Regions from separate parts of the Homo sapiens genome. Here all the other regions are linked to region 4. A link is a contact called in ENCODE Hi-C or POLR2A ChIA-PET data. All regions are on one chromosome and are shown on one strand. Each heading gives the region's core, a stretch centred on a gene start or an enhancer-like site at or near the end of the contact. The rest is flanking DNA. Distances are from core to core; before and after follow the strand shown.

Evidence for each region. Hi-C counts contacts between places; a loop is a spot of excess contacts on that map. ChIA-PET counts read pairs that join two places held with the same protein, here RNA polymerase II (POLR2A). Pooled maps may share reads with other maps.
Region 1: a map with no recorded cell type shows a loop between it and region 4 (8-fold over the local background). The contact joins the enhancer-like site here to the promoter of ZBTB25 in region 4. A Hi-C loop is called at or near these places in 3 of 37 single-sample maps with no recorded cell type and 5 of 50 pooled maps.
Region 2: a loop to region 4 is called in a map of gastrocnemius medialis, with 37 times the contacts of the local background. The contact joins the promoter of HIF1A here to the promoter of ZBTB25 in region 4. A Hi-C loop is called at or near these places in 3 of 168 maps with a recorded cell type or tissue (B cell, CD4-positive, alpha-beta T cell and gastrocnemius medialis), 4 of 37 single-sample maps with no recorded cell type and 11 of 50 pooled maps. POLR2A ChIA-PET finds 5 or more read pairs at or near these places in 1 of 52 experiments (activated CD4-positive, alpha-beta T cell).
Region 3: a pooled map shows a loop between it and region 4 (4-fold over the local background). The contact joins the promoter of HIF1A-AS3 here to the promoter of ZBTB25 in region 4. A Hi-C loop is called at or near these places in 2 of 168 maps with a recorded cell type or tissue (B cell and naive thymus-derived CD4-positive, alpha-beta T cell), 1 of 37 single-sample maps with no recorded cell type and 9 of 50 pooled maps.

What each region holds. Positions count from the first base shown.
Region 1 is chr14:61,661,341-61,664,040 of GRCh38, reverse strand. No RefSeq gene overlaps it. Among named protein-coding and RNA genes, the nearest start is that of HIF1A, 33 kb to the left of the region's middle. Within about 2 kb of position 1,365, at least 18 of the 41 ENCODE cell types and tissues checked have a DNase peak (open chromatin) inside an H3K27ac peak, as active enhancers do.
Region 2 is chr14:61,694,183-61,696,882 of GRCh38, reverse strand. HIF1A (hypoxia inducible factor 1 subunit alpha) reads right to left here and starts at 1,370. Exons shown (of 15, transcript NM_001530.4): 1 at 1,044-1,370. The coding sequence starts at 1,078. HIF1A-AS1 (HIF1A antisense RNA 1) reads left to right here and starts at 1,060. Exons shown (of 2, transcript NR_047116.1): 1 at 1,060-1,176. RefSeq lists silencers at 912-1,011, 1,312-1,611 and an enhancer at 1,682-2,051.
Region 3 is chr14:61,749,752-61,752,451 of GRCh38, reverse strand. It overlaps HIF1A-AS3 (HIF1A antisense RNA 3), which reads left to right and starts at 1,355. Exons shown (of 3, transcript NR_144368.1): 1 at 1,355-1,567. RefSeq lists a silencer at 1,024-1,333.
Region 4 is chr14:64,502,470-64,505,177 of GRCh38, reverse strand. It overlaps ZBTB25 (zinc finger and BTB domain containing 25), which reads left to right and starts at 1,340. Exons shown (of 3, transcript NM_006977.5): 1 at 1,340-1,517. ZBTB1 (zinc finger and BTB domain containing 1) reads right to left here and starts at 408. Exons shown (of 2, transcript NM_001123329.2): 1 at 232-408. RefSeq lists silencers at 99-208, 319-578, 1,179-1,608 and enhancers at 298-968, 1,069-1,158, 1,929-2,028, 2,089-2,208.

The DNA.
Region 1 (2,700 bases), core at 116-2,615, 2.8 Mb after region 4:
TTGGGAGGCCAAGGTGGAAGAACTGCTTGAGGTCAAGAGTTAGAGACCAGCCTGGGCAACATACTGAGACTCTGTCTCTATTTCAAAACAAGCAAACAGCTTAGAAAATCATTTTCTTTAACTCTTACCTCTGATGCTTTTAATTATGTGTTCTCTTATGGTGATTGGCTGGGGTTAAAATATTCTGTAGCATTGCTTTGCATCATAGCCCCAGAGAAAATGAAAGGGGAAGAAGGAGTTAGCTTCCCTTTTCCCCGCTGTTCTGCCTGCTTCCTGTTTCAGAAAAATTAAAATAAGGTGTGAACAGCCACTTTCTCTTGAACATATTCTTCCATATATACTGGGGTAGGGTGAGGCATGTATTTGTGGGGGCTGGAGGATGGCCTCTGTTACAAAATTTCCTATGGACATTCCTTATCTACACTAGTGGGGAACAATGAAAATTACTTGTACAATGAACATCACTTATACAGGACGCGTATTACGGTACATTCTAATTTTTAAAAATATCAACTCACATAAAGAGGAGGCCAACCCTGACTTATCTCATGGGCAAGCTGTATGGCACAAATGAAATTACTAATGTGAAAGTGTTCGGTCAACTCTAAAGGTCCTTACAAGTTTGTGGGTTTTTTTTTTTTTTCAGACAGAGTTTTGCTCTTCTTGCCCAGGCTAGAGTGCAATGGCATGATCTCGGCTCACCGCAACCTTCACCTCCTGGGTTCAAGCGATTCTCCTGCCTCATCCTCCGGAGTAGCTGGGATTACAGACGCCCGCCACCACGCCCAGCTAATTTTGCATTTTTAAGGGAGACAGGGTTTCTCCATGTTGGTCAGGCTGGTTTCGAACTCCCAACCTCAGGTGATCCGCCCACCTCAGCCTCCCAAAATACTGGAATTACAGGTGTGAGCCACCACGCCTGGCCACGTTTGAGGTCTTTTTAATGATTAGAAATTTCTTATACTCTGGCATCTGTAGAATCCATTCAAAGCCATAAATTTCTGCTTCTTTCCCACACCTGGTGGGAGAAATGGGGGAATAGGCCCACAAATCGCCTTGGCTTTTGTGGTCTCCCAGTATGCTCTTTTGCATGGACAGAAAAATGAGGGAAATGCTTTTACCTTCATCAAACCTATTGGAAATGGTTAAGTTTCCCTTCTTTTGACTAAAACAAAACTAAAAACCACAAGAAACCTACTCAAGATTGGCTCATATGAATCACATCCTGTGTGGAACCCTGTCCTGTGTCAATGACACTTAGACACAGAGCAAAGAAGGGAGAGGGTGGGTCACTGTTTCTAAATGCAACGAAGGGCACTTTCATTAAAGCACTAAGGCTGCATGCTCAACAGGTTTAGCATGACTCAGCAAGATGGGTCACTGAACACCATCCACCCAAGGGCAAATGAGCTTGTCCAATCACATGACCTACAAGATCAGGGGATAGCAAACCAGACCTATGGTTTGCTGAACAGCCTGCACAAGCCAGTCCCGTTACATACAGAACAGTCAGAGGAGAAGGTCACCGCCAGGGCAGTGGAGACCACTGCGGATCCTCTTCTCAACACTGCTCTACCATGTTACCTTGTGTCTAGTTGTGTGTCTGCCAACCACTTCTACAGAAGGTGCTGAGGCAAACCTCCTCAAAGGTTCTGATTTGGATCTTCCATTTGGAGAAGACTTTGAGTCTGTCCATATTCGTGGCTTTTTTTTCTTGCACTGGGAACTGATGCATTGCAGACACAAATGAGCCCAATGTATTTTAAGCGAGAAAAAGTTCCCACCCTCACCACCAATTACACCCTTGTCATTTTTTTCTTGTTCTAGTACCTACGTGTGATTTAGTACTTTCCGAGCATTCCATTCTTTCTGAAAGCATAAGCACTAATATGTGTAATTTGCTTGCCTTGTCATTCTGAAATCTTTTAATGCATACAGTTCAGACATCCTGTTTGTTTAATATGAGCAATGCCAACTTTATTTACTGTAATAAATGTACTTCTTTATTCTTCTGGAAAAAAAGGGAAATTAATTGAAAAAGACACATTTAAGCTATTCCAGTGTGTAATACAGAGGCTGCTGGTAAAATATAATACAATGTCAGGGAATTCCACAATCTTGTTTGCTTTTTGGTTTCATTTTCATATTTTTCTTAAATATGGCATTGCTACAGTACAAAGTAGAAGAACATATTTTAGTGTCTGATTCACAGTCTCTTTACTAACTTTGGAACTTTAAAACCTGGGCAACTCTGATAGTGAGAGGGTTCAAGAAAATTGACATATGTGGTGAAATGTACTTTTGTGGCCTAGCTTTGCGTTTCAGAGCTGTTATACAGTCAGATTTTTTTAAATGAATATCTGCAACTGTTCCAACAATTCTGGTTTATGAAAATGTTGCTGGTTTTGCATAGGAACTTCATAACCTGCATGATATTACTCATGGGTATTTGTGGGTTTTGCTTTAGATATGGAAAGGACGCCTCTTGGCAAACATATTTTTTCTTTTGCTTCTCAGAGGTTTTGTATTCAGCTCAAAAATCCCCAGTATCTGTTTCCTTAGGTTCATGGGCTCCTTTAAACTTTACATTTGTATTTCTATTTTTTTTTCCAGTCAACTTCATGGATGTTTTGGAACGTCCTTTGTGCAAATTCACTCCCCAATGTTGCAGAGAGATTTTGCTTCCTTTTACCCTCTTCC
Region 2 (2,700 bases), core at 121-2,620, 2.8 Mb after region 4:
TTTATAAAACTTGCATTAAGTTCTAACCGAGTGATTACTTACTTTAGATATATGTTGACGGTTTTCCTTTAATATACTTCAATTTCAGGAAAATGAGACAGAGTTCGAAAATTTTTGCAACATTTTAGTGCCGCATTTCATTCACTCATCATATACTTTTTTCAGTATCATTAAAACTGCCTAAATTTAACCAGCCCCTACATTTTCATTATTTGAAGAATGAATGAGGCATATATTCATTTATAATATCTGCGTTCTCGTGACAGGTGATATGAACTCAAGTATCCAATTCTGAAGTTCTCTTTAAAATGTTGCCATTTCCCTAAATTCCCATTACTCTGACTCTCAGTCTAGGCAAGTTTTTCAAGGCGATTAAAACGAAACAAAACCTGCACGTGCAAACTAAAAAGTTCGCATCTTAAGGCCATCGCGGCAAATCCCTAATGCACAAAGGCAAAGACACCCGCGACGGCTGGACAACTACAGGACAAGATCGCATCCGACCACGCGAGTCCCTCAGTCGGGAACTCAAGGCCCCAAGTCCACTGGAAAGCCAGGACCAGCGTGCAGGGTCCGCCCCAGGGCCGAGTTTTCAATGGAACTGGAGAGGATGGGGGCGGGAAGGAGCGGAAGCTCCGGGTGCAAACCGCGGCTACCGAGCTGCAGCTCATTTCTCTTCCCGGGGTTTTCAGGCTGGGTAAAGTCCCCTCCGGATGGGGCCACAGAGCAGGCTGGGTTTTTGAGGCGGGTAGGTGGGCGGCGCGAGGCCCCCACGGCCGGCGGGGAGGGCAAGCAGGGCTCAGACCCCGGCCCCTGAAAGCACTTTCGAGGCGTCTCCCACCCCCCACGACAAGATGGCGACGTGGACAGCGGGGGAGCCCGGCCGGCGAGGTTGGGGGAAGAGAGGGGAGGGGAGCAGCAGCAGAAACAAAAAGGCTGCCCCCCCCAATCCCATTAACGCCGAGGCCGGCCCAGGAGCCCAGGGCGGGCAGGCGGGCGGGGTCGCCGGGGGAGAAGGCGGCGGGCCGAGGGAATGGGCTTACTTTTTCTTGTCGTTCGCGCCGCCGGCGCCCTCCATGGTGAATCGGTCCCCGCGATGTCTTCACGGCGGGCGGCCCCCAGGCTCGCTCCGGCCTAAGCGCTGGCTCCCTCCACACGCGGAGAAGAGAAGGAAAGGCAAGTCCAGAGGTGGGGGTGCGAGGCGGGAAACCCCTCGTGAGACTAGAGAGAAGCGGGCGGCAATCGCCGGGGTCCGGGCCCGGCTCCGAGCCTCTCCTCAGGTGGCTTGTCAGGGCCCAGCCCGACACACTGGCCGAAGCGACGAAGAGGGTGATCCTCCTGTCCCCTCAGACGAGGCAGCACTGTGCACTGAGGAGCTGAGGCAGCGTCAGGGGGCGGGCAAGGGCGGAGGCGCGCTCGGGCGCGCGGGGAGGGGAGAGGGGGCGGGAGCGCGCCCGCTCGCCTGCCCAGGCCGGCGCGCGCTCCCGCAAGCCCGCCTCACCTGAGGTGGAGGCGGGTTCCTCGAGATCCAATGGCGAGCGACGCAGGCGGCAAGTCCCCACCCCAGCCCACGCCGCTCTCAGCCAATCAGGAGGCGGTCAGCTGAGGCACAGCTGGGACGGGCTGCGACGCTCACGTGCTCGTCTGTGTTTAGCGGCGGAGGAAAGAGAAAGGAGATGGGGGTGCGGCTCAGCCCGAGTCTGGGGACTCTGCGCCTTCTCCGAAGGAAGGCGGTGCCCGGCTTTGGGAGGCGCTGCTGAGAAGGGATTTCGGTTGCCTGGTCCCAAACATGCATCATATTTTCCTACTCTTGGTGCAGTAATGTAATGCTCCTGCTCTCTTTCTCCTCGGCCTCAGTGCTGGGCACGATTGCCGCCCAACTCTGCTGGGCTCTCTGTTCAAAAAAGCAGACTTCGCCTCGTGGCAGCAAGCCCTTCCTTTGGTCTCGTTGCTCAGATGTGTTACAACGGGGTCTTTCCTTACCAGATTACCTAACCATGGGTCAATGTCACCCACCGCACTCTTTGCCACGGAGCACAGGGGAACTCACCTTGTCTACTAAGTTTTTCTGTGGCGGAGTTTACTTACTGAATAAATGCAATTAAAAATAAAAATGAACTCCTGTTGCTGTAAACTTCAAGGGAAATAAAGTTGCAGGGAAATCTTAAAATCTGAAACTATGTTAAGCATTTGCAAATAGGTATAAATGACTTTAATAAGCATATAAACCAATTTCAGGGAAAGAGTAGAAAAAATGGCCTTTGGCAACTTTGCAAGCTACTAAACAAAACATAATCACTTTTGTCTTTGGAGGCATAAACTTCAAGCCTGTCAGTCTTCTAAAAGAAAAATATGTTTTGAGCCCAACAAAGTAGCATTGCACATATATCTCCACTTGGCGCTAAATTATTTTACTTCTCACCTTTGCCTTATGAGTTTCTTGTTAAAACCTAGCTTTGGGTTGTAAATATAAATATCTGTAGTGGCTTTCAATTGTATTAGCATGTAAAAACAATGGTCTATATAGAAGCATCAAACTCTGACAAGACAACAACCAATGTATACAGCACCTCTTTTTAACTGGTCAGTAGACCTACAAAGATACGATTAAACATTGACCTTAGCGGACAGGGTGGTTCCAGCTACTCAGAGGTGTGAGGCTGGAGAAGCCTGGGTGTTCCAGCCTAGGGAACGTAGCGA
Region 3 (2,700 bases), core at 106-2,605, 2.8 Mb after region 4:
ATCTCTACATAAAACAGGGTTTTTAATGTTAATATTTCAAAGATCTTTAAAATTAGATTTTACTTCACAGAATCCTAATCTACTTGTCTGACTTTACACAGTGTTTCTCTACTTTGTAAAAAGCATGACCCTTTGTGATAAATATTACAGCCCCACCAGCCTGCTCTCTTCTATGGAAAATTGTCCATCTATAATGATTATGCATCCGTAGGACCAAAAGAATTATGGCACTCTCATTAAAGGGCACCTCCCTGATTAGACACGAACACACACACATATGATAAGTGAGGCTACAGATCAGTTTTTATTAGTAAAAAAGTATCTAAAACACCTCAACTACTTTTGAAAAGTGTACCTTTGCTTTCTATAAAATGCTATTTGAGGAAACCACAAACAATGAATTTTCCTGAAGGAAACAAATGAAAATAAAATGTAAAATGTAGTGAGCTGTGGATATGCAGAGGCGAAGTTATTTATTCTAAATACCTGGCTTTGTACTTTATAATACATTGTGCAATCTGAACATACCAATTATTACAGAGATTAAGGCTCCAAGCTTTTTCCGTACTCTATACACTCATCTCCCTTCTGTCCAACAAGATTATCTTCTCCCAAAGGATTCTCAATAGCTGGCATACAATAAAATCAAAACAGTAAAAAGCCCAAAAAACCACCCCCCACAAAACCACCAAAATAAAAACGGCACCAAGTGGGATAAAGTTTCGAGATCCTTAACTAGGCATATCTCAACGTGCTTTATTTAAAATAAACGAACTCTTTGAGTGCCTTAAGAGGAATATATTTAAATAAACATAGAACTCCTCTATTTTTGATTAGATGTCTAATTTTTTTTAAAAAAGTATTATATAACTAACCACTATCCAATCTGTTAGAACTCAACTTTTTCTATTCTACAAAGAAAAAGCTTCATACCCCAAAGCATTTGCTTGGGAATTTCGGGAGGCAGCTCTTCCGCAATACATCAAGTCCCATTCGCCCACGCCCCCCCCATCTAAAAAACAAAGTTTGGGGAAGCACTAGGCTTCCGACTTTGACAAGTCCCAGAAGACAAAGCCCAGGGCTGACCCCCCACGCCTGGCGCCGCCCGTTCGCAGGCCAGGAGCGGCCAGGGCCTCCCGCATGCGCTCCCACACGTACGCGCAGCGGGCAGCAGCCACCCCACAGCGTACACGAAAGTCGCCTTGCGCGGCTGGAGCCCTGGAGCCCACGGCCGGGGCCGCGGGCGGGGCCCGGGACTGCGGTGCTGCGCCCGAGCACGTACTGAGGCGTGGCCTGCCGCGCGCCGGGCGGGGCTCGGGAAGTTTCTCGGGTTGGCTTGGGTTTCGCATCCTCATCATGTAGCGCCAGCCACACCAGGAACAGAAGGGTGCCGGGTACCTTCCGCATGCTTGGTATTCTCCCCGCGGGGCTCTGACCGCTGCCGCTCTCAGGCACCTGTCTTTCCTCTCCGTCCCAGAATGGAGCCAAGACAAGGGAATAAACGAAATTCAATAGTACACGGAGATCGGGTGTCTGGGCAGCGTCTTGGAAAAACTATCCACTACAGGTAAGAATAAAAATTATGTCCAAACCTCTGAAAGGTGTGAACACATCAAAGCTCCAGAAGGCGTTCATAGGAAGGTTTATGGTAAAGTATAACTTTTATCCTACAGGGAGACTATTTTTGTATCGAATTCCACTAATTTCACTATTTCTCTGTAAAATAATCTGGGACGACAGGTTCATCTCTATTTAAAGGAACGAAATGTGAGCAAAGTGGTTAGTGGAAAACTTAAAAAAAAAAAAGTAAAAGTTTTTTTCTTTACATTTTTGTTGGTTCCAGCTGGCAACACGTTTGCAAAGGTTTTATTTAACCAAATCTTAATGTTGAAAAAAAGAAAAAAAGAGGATTCTTTACTCTGCAACTTGTTTTAGGTATTGCTACTTAAACATTTTGAACTTTTAGATTAAGTTTCTACAAAGCGAGTAATTTTAAGTTCATCTTTTCTGTACAGAGGCTTCTAGGAGGAAAATAAGATTTGGAATGATAATCGTGAGGTTATAAAAACTTAAACATATCTATTATGCCATTAAGTCAAAACAGCTCTGGGAAAAAATACCATACATTGATACAGTCTTTTATAGTTTGTGCTTTCCCATTCACTACCTTGTTAATTTGAGTTAATGTCTCCATAACTGGATATCTCAATCTCTAGTTCAAATTCAGAACCCACTAAATGGCACTTGAAAACACTTTTATTCATTTCTATTTATGCCCTGCCACTCCTCTTAGGACATTCCCTCAATGTTATGTGATCTCATTACTTTCAAGTGACATCGGATCCTCAGTTTTCCACACCTCCATTGCCGCCTTCTGTTTGCTATTTAAACAAACAGTTAACAATGGAGAAAAGGGTATGTTCAACTGGATTGGCTAGCACTGCAGGGTGGTTAGCTCCATGGACTTTGGAGTCACTCATGGCCACCTCAAAAGCTCCGAGCCTTAGATCACTTCTTCAAGACTATATACTGTATAGATATACTCCTCCCTTATCTGGTACTGCTATGAATGAACTATATATAGCATTTAGATCTCAAATGAAGATTTACCCAAGCTCTAAAAGTAATAGATGGCAGACCAGAAATGTAAGCTTAAGTCTCCTGACTCTAAAGTCAAACTTAGAACAAACTTGGTTTGTT
Region 4 (2,708 bases), core at 91-2,590:
GGGCTTCGCCTCCGACTCAGGGAGGCCGCACGCCCGGGACCTGACGCGCCGGCAACAAGCAGGCGGCCTGGCAGCCGCCCGTCACCGGGTCCTCGCAGCGCGTCCGCCGCGCTCCGGCTCCCCGCACGGATCGGCGCCCCTCCGGCCCCGCACTCCGCCAGGCCCGCGGCCCGTCGCCCTCCGGCCTGGGCCAAAGTTGCGCAAATAGCCCCACAACTGGCAAATACTTACCGGCCGCAACAGGAACCAGAGCTGCGGAGATTTTAGGGAGTTTAAGGCAAATCAGCCGCGGGAAAGGCGGGCGAAGGCGAAGGGGCCGCGAGCTGCAGTGGCGGCGGCGCGCGGCGCTCGGCGCTCGGGCTGGGCTGCGCGGAGAGGCTCTGGCTCTGCCAGGGACTGTGCTGCAACAAAGGACTTCCGCTGCCGCACAGCCGCGCCTGCCGCACCGCACTGAGCCGGCCCCGCTTACGCGGCGACTCCGGGTCTGCCCACCAGTTCGCTGCGGCGTCCGCCAGCCTTCCCCTCCCTCTCGCCCGCCCACCCACTCTGCCGCTGGCTGCTAGGGGCACCCGCGGTCGCCTGTTTGTTGCAACAAGTTTCTGCGTCGAGCTCCGAGGAGGCTGGCGCAACCCGCACCGCGGGGGCCGTCGCGGCGGCGGCGGCTTGACCACCCCTCTTGCCCCTCTCAAGGGTAGGCTTGGGACCTCCTCCTCCTCCTGTTTGCACAGCTGGATGGAACTGGGCTCCTCCCGACTCCCCAGGGCAGGATGCGAGGCTGCTTTCCCACTCCGTCCAGATGTCAGACCCCTGCCCGTTGGGCCCAGCAGCTGGGCCGTCACTCGCGGTCCGCCTCGAGTGCTCCGGCAACCTCGCCCTGCCCCGTCGGTTCAGGGTCGCCCAGTCCCCGCGCCCCCCCGACCCCACCTTCCGTGGGCCTGCTGCCTCTGGCCCTGAGTCACTTCCCCCGCCATGCCCCACCTCGCCCAGTCCGCCTCTCCACCCAGGCTCCCGCGGCTCGGCCTCCCTGGCCCCGCGCCCTCATCCCTTCCCCAGCGAACACGCGGGCGCATCCTTCCCCACCCCCACCTTCACCCCAGAACTGAGGGGGTGCCTGTGCTTTTGCACACCCTGGGGAAAGTCCCCGGGTCACGCGGTTGTTTGTGGGGAGCCTGTGACGCTCAGGCTTGTCCCTATGCTTCCGCCTACAGAGTCACAACTGCGAACTGTGGCGGCGGCACTCAGAGCGCGGGCCGACCCCCGCCCGGCCACTGAGGCGGGCGGGCGGGAGGGCGCGCACGTACGCACGCACGCACGCACGCACACCCCGGCCCTGGCGCCCCTCTTTCCCCTGCTACCAGACACGCGGTCACGTGGGGCCATCGCGGGCTGCCGGCGCGGGAAGCCGCGCGAGAGGCGGCCGAGGGGTGCGTGAGCCGGCGCCACTGCTTGCAGTGCGCGGCTTGGGAGCCCGCCCCTCCTGCACGGAGGAGTCGGCCTGCCGCCGCGGCGGCATCTGGGTAAGCGACGCGGTCCTGCCCCTGTGGGCTGCCCCGGGCTCAGTCCCTCCTGCCGCGAGCCACCCAGGGCGGCGGCCTGCAGCTGCACCAGTCGCGGGACAGATGCAAGTAGCTGGGGAGAGGGGTGTTTTTGGTCCGATTGAGATGTCAGGCAGGGCACAGGAGGAAAATACATCCGCGAGTGAGCGCTGGGCCGACAATACCCAGAACCACCCTTTGCTGCTCGTAGGAGCGGCTGCCGGGGCCTGATTCAGGGTGGCACACGGGGTGCCGCGAAGGTGCAGAGCCGTCCCGGCCGCGGGTCCGGGTGCGACCCCCAGCAGGAAACCCCAGTAGGCCTGCGGCCTCCCTCGGGTAGCGCCGACCCCTCTTACGAGCGGGCGACTTTCCAGATGCTGGGAGGACGCTGCGGCTACTGTTTCCACTCCCAGCTTGTGATTACCTCGTTTCTAGGGCAAGAAGACATCCCCCCCTTTTCTATCTTCAAATTATGTTTATCTTGTTCTAAGCATATCCGGTTTTTCTTTTTGAAGCTTGACCCATCTTATCACCGTCTTCTCTGGCACTCAGTATTTGGAGTAATCAGTTGTTACCAGTTGCGGAGGCAGCGCATAGCACAACGTAGTACCTGGAACCTGACGGCACCTAGCATGTTTCAACAGTTAGCGCCCGCATCACCCCAAGGGATTAAATTTGGCATTCTTTCTCTTGAGACTCAAGTCCTGGCAGAGCTGTTGATCCTCTCACAAGATTCTGTCATGTATGTAAAGTACACTTTGGAATCTTAAATTTTAGAGCCGAGAGGTGCCTTATAGAAAATCTGTTTCATCCCTCTCGTTTTACAGAGAAGACACCAGGCCTGAAGAGCGTGATGTAGCTGGAGCTAGCTACACCTCTTGATAGCTAAGACTCCAAGGCTCCAGACACCTTGGTGATTGCACTCTCCACCATGCCAGGACCGCAGTGCCAGTTTACCCCACTCACCTGTAGAGAATGTATCCGGCGGAGGTCATTATATATACTTGGCTTGATTCAGGTTATGGAGAAGTCAGGCATGGCCACTGTGTGGGTTTGATGGTATTTCTAGGTGAGGTAGGCCGCCTATGGTGTATTTTTGGAACTAAAAGCCTACACCCCCCAGCCACCCCTGAAAGTTTCATTGCTGTTCTCTATTATTTGCAGCATTGGTTG